Regions from separate parts of the Mus musculus genome. Here region 2 is linked to region 1. A link is a loop called in an ENCODE intact Hi-C map of the cell type or tissue named here. Cell type or tissue: left cerebral cortex. All regions are shown on one strand.

Region 1 (5,000 bases):
TGGAATAACAAAAAACCTAGGATAGCAAAAACTCTTCTCAAGGATAAAAGAACCTCTGGTGGAATCACCATGCCTGTCCTAAAGCTTTACTACAGAGCAATTGTGATAAAAACTGCATGGTACTGGTATAGAGACAGACAAGTAGACCAATGGAATAGAATTGAAGACCCAGAAATGAACCCACACACCTATGGTCACTTGATCTTCGACAAGGGAGCTAAAACCATCCAGTGGAAGAAAGACAGCATTTTCAACAATTGGTGCTGGCACAACTGGTTGTTATCATGTAGAAGAATGCGAATCGATCCATACTTATCTCCTTGTACTAAGGTCAAATCTAAGTGGATCAAGGAACTTCACTTAAAACCAGAGACACTGAAACTTATAGAGGAGAAAGTGGGGAAAAGCCTTGAAGATATGGGCACAGGGGGAAAATTCCTGAACAGAACAGCAATGGCTTGTGCTGTAAGATCGAGAATTGACAAATGGGACCTAATGAAACTCCAAAGTTTCTGCAAGGCAAAAGACACCGTCAATAAGACAAAAAGACCACCAACAGATTGGGAAAGGATCTTTACCTATCCTAAATCAGATAGGGGACTAATATCCAACATAGATAAAGAACTCAAGAAGGTGGACTTCAGAAAATCAAATAACCCCATTAAAAAATGGGGCTCAGAACTGAACAAAGAATTCTCACCTGAGGAATACCGAATGGCAGAGAAGCACCTGAAAAAATGTTCAACATCCTTAATCATCAGGGAAATGCAAATCAAAACAACCCTGAGATTCCACCTCACACCAGTCAGAATGGCTAAGATCAAAAATTCAGGTGACAGCAGATGCTGGCGTGGATGTGGAGAAAGAGGAACACTCCTCCATTGTTGGTGGGATTGCAGGCTTGTACAACCACTCTGGAAATCAGTCTGGCGGTGCCTCAGAAAATTGGACATAGTACTACCAGAGGATCCAGCAATACCTCTCCTGGGCATATATCCAGAAGATGCCCCAACTGGTAAGAAGGACACATGCTCCACTATGTTCATAGCAGCCTTATTTATAATAGCCAGAAGCTGGAAAGAACCCAGATGCCCCTCAACAGAGGAATGGATACAGAAAATGTGGTACATCTACACAATGGAGTACTACTCAGCTATTAAAAAGAATGAATTTATGAAATTCCTAGCCAAATGGATGGACCTGGAGGGCATCATCCTGAGTGAGGTAACACATTCACAAAGGAACTCACACAATATGTACTCACTGATAAGTGGATATTAGCCCAAAACCTAGGATACCCAAGATATAAGATACAATTTCCTAAACACATGAAACTCAAGAAAAATGAAGACTGAAGTGTGGACACTATGCCCCTCCTTAGAAGTGGGAACAAAACACCCTTGGAAGGAGTTACAGAGACAAAGTTTGGAGCTGAGATGAAAGGATGGACCATGTAGAGACTGCCATATCCAGGGATCCACCCCATAATCAGCATCCAAACGCTGACACCATTGCATACACTAGCAAGATTTTATCGAAAGGACCCAGATGTAGCTGTCTCTTGTGAGACTATTCCGGGGCCTAGCAAACACAGAAGTGGATGCTCACAGTCAGCTAATGGATGGATCACAGGGCTCCCAATGGAGGAGCTAGAGAAAGTAGCCAAGGAGCTAAAGGGATCTGCAACCCTATAGGTGGAACAACATTATGAACTAACCAGTACCCCGGAGCTCTTGACTCTAGCTGCATATGTATCAAAAGATGGCCTAGTCGGCCATCACTGGAAAGAGAGGCCCATTGGACACGCAAACTTTATATGCCCCAGTACAGGGGAACTCCAGGGCCAAAAAGGGGGAGTGGGTGGGTAGGGGAGTGGGGGTGGGTGGGTATGGGGGACTTTTGGTATAGCATTGGAAATGTAAATGAGCTAAATACCTAATAAAAAATTAAAAAAAAAAGAAAATATGTGTACACACACATATGTATATACATATACATCACATTGTGTGTATACATATACATCTATACAGAGTATAGATGATAGTTTGAAATACATATATGTATATATCCATATATAATGATGTGCATATATGTATACATATAATAATGTATACACATATTACAAACTATCTATACATATATATGTTTATATATGTGTGTATATATTCTAAACTATCATCTTTATATATATATATAAATATATATATATATTGTGTGTGTGTGTGTGTGTGTGTGTGTGTGTGTGTGTGTGTGTGTGTGTGTGTGTAAATGTGCAGTTGAGGGCAGTACCAGAAGAGTCCAGAAAAAGGTATTGGGCCATGTGGAGCTGGAGTTATAGAGACAGGCAGTTGAGAGTTTCCATGTTTGAGTGCTGCCTGGGAACAGAAATTCCAGAACTCTAGAAGAGCAACAAGTGCTCTTAACTGCTGGTCTATCTCCCTGGGCCCCTGTGTGTGTTTTTAATGATCACTGCAATGCCCCTTTTCAAAGCTAGATAAAACCTATTCATTTTCCCTTAAATGTCCAGAGAATGGGTAGAAGTCTCTCTTTCTTTCTAGCATTTAAATAGAGCATATGAATCACATGTGAGTGGAGCAAATTTCTGCTCTGCTAGGGTAGTTCTACGGCAGTTTCCTCGAAGTTCTAAAGTGATCACTGCCCGCACACTAACCCACATCTTTCTCTTAACTGTTCTGCCAAACACTAGATATTCCTAGACAGAATTAAAGTCTTCTACAAATTGACCACCAGGGGGCAACCTACACTTATGCATTCACTCTGATAGACCAACCTGTGCCCTTTGTTTCTCTCTTATTTTGACTTCTTTTTCTATTAACTTCTGCCTCTGGCTGGTTTCTTCTTGCAATCGTTTTTCCAGGATTTCCCGGCGTCGTTTTTCTTCTTCCAGAGCTCGTTTTTTGGCTTCCATTTCCCGTTCCTAATTATCATTATACAGAACCATAATTATTTTCAATTGTGGCAATTATACTTTAAGGGACCAAGAAGTAAATACCCAAATTCTCTTTAGACAATTTTCATCTTCTGTTCTGGTTTCTTAAAATATATAACCTCTGCATAGCTCCCAAAGTCACCTTATGCTATTAATTAATCAACCAACCATTAAATTTTAGTCTTCAGTGAAAATTTGGCTAATGACTACATCCAGCCATTTTGTTCTTCCTTTTTCAAATGTCATACAGCCCTAGCCATGAAGCTGTTCTCTGGGAGACTCTCTGGGTGAAGGCTACCGGTCCCTTTAACTCCTATTATTGCTATGCGGCTTCTGGCTGAAGGCCATAGAGGAAGTTTTGTAGGAAGTTGGAAAAGGAAAGGAGGTGCCCTCATGGCAGGATGCAAAGGCGTTGGGGGTGGGGTGGGGGGAGTCCCAAGGAAGTTCTTCTGATTCTGACCTGAAATAGTCACAATACCTTGGGGGTTTTGGCTATCACAATAGCACGGTCAGCGTGAGTTGGGAAGGACAGGAGAATTCATAAAGAAATATCATTCTTCCCTAATCCTTCAAAAAACCGTCCACTGGTTATCACAGGGGGAGGGAAGGCAGTAGAGAGCAGCCGTTTCAGTCTGTGTGAAACCCGGGCCCACGCTTCAAGTTCCAAGGCACCGAAGTGCAGTAAAGGGCTTTGGGCGCCAATTCTTTAGCACCTTTGCTTTTGGGAAAGGAAAGGAGGCTGAGCAGCTCCCAAGGTCACAGCACTCAGCAAGGCCCCCGAAAGAAGGCTGCTGGCAAGGGTAGGGCCCCTTGCCACCACTGTCCATCCCAGACTCCTGGCAGGAGTGGACACTCTTACCCTGGACTCAAGCAGCCGAGTCTTCTCCGCGTGCGCCTGTTTCAAGAGTCTCTCCATTTCTTCTATTCTGGCAATATTGGATGTGCTGGCACTGAAGCAAATAAAGAGCCTGTTAAGAATATTTGCTGAGGGAGAGGAGTCGGGGAGGATGAGTGGGATCAAAGATACATTGTGTGCATGGGTGAGATTCTCAAAGAATTAATAAAAAATATATTTAAAAAACACCTCATAACCTGACCAGACTCACACACCAAAGTTACAAGTTACAATCAAATCACACACACACACACACACACGCACACGCACACGCACAGGCACACACACACACACTGCACACACACACACACACACACACACACACACACACACACAGGTCAAGTTTAATGTCACAATCAAAGTATATACAATTTGAAAGATACTCTTCATGAGTCATTTGGTCTTTTGGGGGCTAATCAACTCATCTCTAAAAACCATAGCTGACTCAATATTTATCTCAGTGTAGAAACCAAAAAGAGGCACACAAAGACCAGGGCAGTGCACACTGGCTAGAAACCCATAAGATAAAGGTAAGTCAGCAGGTGTCCAAAATGCAGCCTCCAGGTCTAACACTGACAGCCATTCAAGCCTTCTCTTCAGTCACCGCCTCTCAACTAGCCGTCACACTGTGACACTCTAGGTAAATGATACATCTGAAGTCTGTCTTCAGTTGGGCAATTTGTCCCTTTACATGTGTGGGCATCTGACTTTTTTAAATGACACTAATGTTGAAGTGACTTGAGTAATAGGTGCACTGAGTAAGTGGTGGTCAGTTTTTAGTGCTAAAACAACACAAAAAAGTTCAAGAGCTTCAGAAACAAAAGTTCATCTTGGAAACGACATCACGCCCACCAGTGAAGGGAAATCAAAACCAAAAGCAAAATGAGTGGGAGCTGAAAGAACTCTGAGAGTCTAGGCCAGAGGCCATGTTTCCTGATGTCGTGGACTCTAGAGCCCTGCTGTGTCCTGTCCAGTGTGCTTGCTCCCTCAAGCATCTGCCTTATTTTTAGGTCGACTTGAGAATGGAAAGATTCATGTCCCCATAGCACTGAGTCCAGCCGAGGGGGCGCATTCATAGAACATGCATAAAAATATGTGCAAAGGGGGATACTCGGAGTCCTTTGGGTTATTAGAGTATATCATGTAAAGCATGAC
Region 2 (5,000 bases), 340 kb after region 1:
CAACAAAAAAAGTTTTTGTATTTTATTTTACTTTGCCTACTCTGTCATTTAGAAAATTGAGGAGAAATCTAGCAGCCTGTGCCCTTACATTGTATAAAGTTTATTTTCTCTTAGTTCACCTCATTAAACGAAACAAACAAACAAACAAACAAAAACCAATTGGTTGCCCATTCACATGGCTGCTTTTCTCTTTACCCTCCTTTAGAATGACTTTAAAAACTGCAGGTCAAGGTCACCAAAATGAAAAACTAGCCAAAGCCTGGAGTCTCTGTTTAGTAATGTTTTCTTGCACCAGGGAACAAAATACAGAGCTTATATCTTTTTTCTCTTCAGATCACACCCTACAGTGTGTCTACACTCTGAATGAGGTCGTGGCAGATTTCCCAGGTCAGTGGCACTAGGATCAGGTCAGAGAGTCTGCGGGCTCCACTGTCAGAAGCCTGTGGTGGCCTCTCACCCAAGTGGGCCCTGGCAGGATGGCTGTGGAGTTTCTGCAGTTTCTCGGGCTGTATTTATCAGCTTCTTTTACTCATTGTGGCCTTATTACACTTTGCACCAGAAAATAACTCAGATAATTAGACAGCCAAGCAATTAGACGTTGGCAGTTATAATTAAAGAGATTTCTGGTACCCTTGGGAAACATTACGCCTGCAAACAAGGTAGAGGCCACCAGGGAAGCTGACCTATATGTGGTTTTCTGGTGGCTTATTCTATTAGCTGAATAATTATTCTTTAGCCTTCCACCCTTGTCCCTACCCTCAATGAGAATGATAGGAATTAAGGCAAACAGAATTGCAGGAGTTACCCTGTGTGGTTGCTCTCCAGCCTGGGGCCAAGGTGGGGGTGGGGGCCCCTCTCATGAGAAGAGCATGGCCAGAGGCATTGACACAAAGGTGGCAAAGAGATCATAGGACAAACTCCTTACCAAAAACCTTGACTGTGGTGGACATCTTCCAGGCTTTGAGAGGATTGACAGTCAGATGGCAAGAGAATGTCCTGCCATCGTCTTGGATTTGGACTGGGGAGAGGTGGAGTCTATAGTCTCCACCCAGCCTGATTCTGCCTTTAAATGATGTGGAATTGTTGACGTGGTGATGGTGGGTGAAGAGAACTTCTTCCACTCCATCTTTCTCCTGGAGAGAGAAACAGCACTCAGTTATAGAACACAGAATATGTCAGTGTGCCTCTCAGCTGACTGCTTTGTTAACACTACTTATTTGTTTTAAATTATGCGCATTCGTGTATGTGTGTAGGCGCGCATGAGGGCAGATTCTTAGGGAAGCCCAAAGAAGGCATCGAATTCACTGGAACTAGAGCTGGTTTGAGATACCCAATGTACCATTTCCTCTGGAAGAGCAACAGGGACTTTAAAATGGGTTAAGCATGCGTTAAAATGGGGAGAGACTGAGTATGCTACTACAGAAAGTATTGCTGTGCTTACACTTTAATAAACTCCACTCTCATCCTCTCCGAGCACAAATAGAAACCTGTCCTAAACGGGTCTTGCTTTCATGGCAGGAGAGAGTGATAATAGCAGACCCCAGTGCTCATTTAAGAAATTCTGAGATCTCACTGCCAAGATGCGCTGGGGAGCCACTCCTCCCTTTTGATCGATTGGATAGGGGGGTAGATGTGCAGGTGAAAAAACTCGGAGGAGAGGAAGGAGGGGAAACTGCAGTTGGGTTGTAAAGTATAAGAAATGAATACATCAAAAATTAAAAGATGTGCTAGGGACACTACTGGGGTTGTGATAATTAGACTTTTACGACAACTTCATATTTCCACATTACCTTCTCTTCCCGGCATTCTCTGAGAAATACAGAATCAGGAGTAGGAAGAAGGAGAGGCAACAGAGCAATGAATGCCGGAAAGCAACAATTTTAGAGTCTTGCACATGAAGGGAACTCCTAAGAAGTGGGATTTAAACATTAACGTGACTTTCATTGGTCTAACTCTAAACTTTCCAGATCCGTCATTATGCACAGGGGCAATGGGAGAAACTAATGGGAGAAAGGTGAAGAGAAATGCATTCGAGAAGATATAAAATAATGAAAGCAACTCTCTGTGACTGAGAACTTCTAGTTTAAAAATGCTAGATTCGGGGTAGAAGGAGAATCAAGGCTGGTGAGTGAATCTGGCACAGGCAGATTTATTAGAGTAATTATATAGAAATTTCCAGTCGACTAAATAGCAGTTCTTATACAAACCCTAACTCTTTGGCTGAATCTGGCTGAGTTTATTATCTGTCATATACCAATGAAACTCTAGGGTTCCTTGCAAAGAACTTCAGCCTGCATAAACCTTTCCCCCCTGAAGCAAGCTATGCACTTCTACAGCTTCATAAAGCAGTCTTTGGAGAGTAGGCATCATCTTCCTTTTGAAGAAGAGCAAAGGGAGAATATATTCCCAAGACAGGAGAGCCCTGAGTACCCACAGAATGAAGTAGAAGTCTTTTCCCTCAACACCACAGATCTGAAGGTAATAGTAAAGGAAGTTGGCTCCCCCTGCAGGGCCGTCAGCACAAGGTACTTCTTACAGCTGGTTTTTATAATGATTTTGTAGTTCAAAATGTTCTTGGAGAGACTTTAATGGGAATAGCTTCTAACATTACTAAGAGACACAGCCTCACAGCTGACTTTCTGTCCCTTATTCTACAACGTTCCCTGAGGCTTAGGTCTGGAGTCCTTAGTAGATGTGTACATTGGAATTGCATTCTACAACTCTGCATTTTGATTGGCTGTGGCTTTCTACATTTGTCTCTGTCTGTTGCAAGGAGAAGTTTCTTTCATGAGGTGTGAGAACTATGCTTATCTGTGAGTATAGGGACAAATGATTGCCTACACATGAGTTGAACGAGGACAACAAGAATAGGCAGGGCAGGGTAGGCGGGGAAGAGGACAATGCCTCAAACCTACATAAAGAACTATGGGAAACTAAGGAACTCTAAGAATGAGAAAAATAACCTTCTCCGAGGAAGAGCATACTGATGGGGTATCCAATACCAAACGGCTAGCCCGGAAAACAAACATGTACACATGTAACATCAAGTAACGTAAAAAGAGGGCTGGAGAGACAGCTCAGCAATAAAACAGCTAGGCTCACAAACAAAAAACAATGAATGAAAAAAGAGGCCACAAATTTGAAAATGAACAAGGAGGAATATATGGGGTTGGGGGTTGGAGGGAGGAAAAAGAAGAGGCAAGTTACGTAATTACATTATAATCTCAAAAATGGAATATGTTCTTGGCCTTTGAACTGTCAATCATGAGTCAGAAAGAGAGTCAACAGACCCAATCCCTCCCCCCTGAACTATTGATTACTGATAGATTTTGATGGACGGGTAGTAGTTGTCTTTATTTGTGTAACCATTCATGAGCCAGACAAAAAGTCCCACCGATAGTGCTTGTTAAACTCAGTGGGTCAGAAACTCAAGCAAAAAGACATGAATGTGGGAACGGATCTTGTGTAAGGAGAGGGTTGACCGGGTGGGAGGGAAATAAGAAGGGTCAAGTGCGTCGGGGGTAACTACCATGCATTGCATACATGTATGGAATCCTTAAAGAATAAATTTAGTAGGTTATTTTAAAGAGTTCTTGCTTGTTTCACCATGTGGGTTTTCTATTTGGGACATTTCCATCTGTCACATTGTTAGAGGCACAGGGTATACACAAGGTGGAGACTGGTAAGAAAATGCTTTTGCTTGGATTGTAAATCAAGGTAGGACTTGCTCTGATAGTTCGATTCATAAAAATACCATACCACTATATATAGCAATGTATCTAACAGGTTTCTGTTTTATTTGCTTTCCCTTGGCATTTGGCAGTTGCAGAGGGAGAGGATAGCTTTGTTTTTTAAAGGTGGAATTCAGCTACAACGTGCCCTGAGGCATGTGACAGAAGGAAATCCTGAGGGATTGTAGATTGGGCCCTCCAGGGGCCCAAACCTGCATTTGCATCACAGAGCAAAAGGGGAAGCAAATCTAGTTCAGAGAAACCACCCAGTATCTAAAGCTAGGAGAGGGGGCAGTGCTATAAGCACACTGTGACTACAGCTGAAAGGTTCCGTTCTTATTACTACAGCTTTTTACTTTTAAACTGCTATTTCTCTTTTGGTTTGGATTGTAATATAATTACATCACTTTTCTCTTCCCTTTCCTCCCTCCAAAGCCTCCCATATACCCTTCCTTGCTATTTCCAATTCGTGGCCTCTATTTTTATTATTGTTACACAAATATATGTTCATATTACACATATATTATATTATATACATTCCAAAATGCATTCATATACTCTGCTCATTTTATAGAATGTTACTCATATGTATGTTTTCAGGATGACCACTTGGTACTGGATAACCACTTGGTATGCTTTAATCTATTTAGTGCACTCTATGTTCGAAGCACTGCAAAGTTTATTCAAGCCTATCTTATACCCCTTACTCCAGTCTTCAGGAAATTAACTTTCCCGCAGCTACGGAGAATAAGAAGGTCCTCATATCAAAGGGTTTTAAAGCATAGATGCTCAGAAGTAAGGAAAATCATGCTTCAGGACTATACATACAGAACAAATCTGAACCACTAGATAATTTAAAAATATATAAAACTTTGGGCATATCTATAATGAGAAATTTAGGACAAATTCCAGAAAGACTTTATACAGAAATCAGGGCTGGATGCTGGTTGATAGGGCCTTATGTTATACAGACCCACCTGTGGTGGCCTGCAACATACAGCATATTTCAACTGCTATTGAGTATAAACAATCTCAGTTGACCTGCTCTGCAGGCAGACTGGCAGGGGACCACACACAGACAGCCTTTATTTCTACTTTTTTTTTCTTTCTGTTTTTCAGAGAACAAAATATCTACCTTTAAAAATGTTAATAAGTACTTCAAAAACTTTATGGGTTTACATCTTGATAAACCTTTAAAATGTTTTGATATGCTATATAAATCTAACTAGCAATATAGTCCACACACTTAATAGCTGGTCACTAAGTTCA

The links. Peaks named below come from ENCODE experiments on the same cell type or tissue, not always from the same donor. Only the 100,000 strongest peaks of a DNase experiment are listed, where the experiment ranks them.
Region 2: it touches region 1 in a loop (2.5-fold over the local background); 1 of 42 quality-filtered maps calls a loop at or near these places.

The regions. Positions count from the first base shown.
Region 1 is chr16:45,754,308-45,759,307 of GRCm38, forward strand. Phldb2 (pleckstrin homology like domain, family B, member 2) reads right to left here. Exons shown (of 18, transcript NM_153412.4): 14 at 3,810-3,900; 15 at 2,792-2,938. Among named protein-coding and RNA genes, the nearest start is that of Abhd10, 14 kb to the left of the region's middle. In left cerebral cortex, a CTCF peak has its summit at 2,750 (motif pointing right); a DNase peak (open chromatin) is centred at 2,739; H3K27ac peaks cover 280 bases.
Region 2 is chr16:46,097,990-46,102,989 of GRCm38, forward strand. It overlaps Cd96 (CD96 antigen), which reads right to left. Exons shown (of 15, transcript NM_032465.2): 4 at 926-1,133. Among named protein-coding and RNA genes, the nearest start is that of Cd96, 20 kb to the right of the region's middle. In left cerebral cortex, a CTCF peak has its summit at 2,511 (motif pointing left); a DNase peak (open chromatin) is centred at 2,491.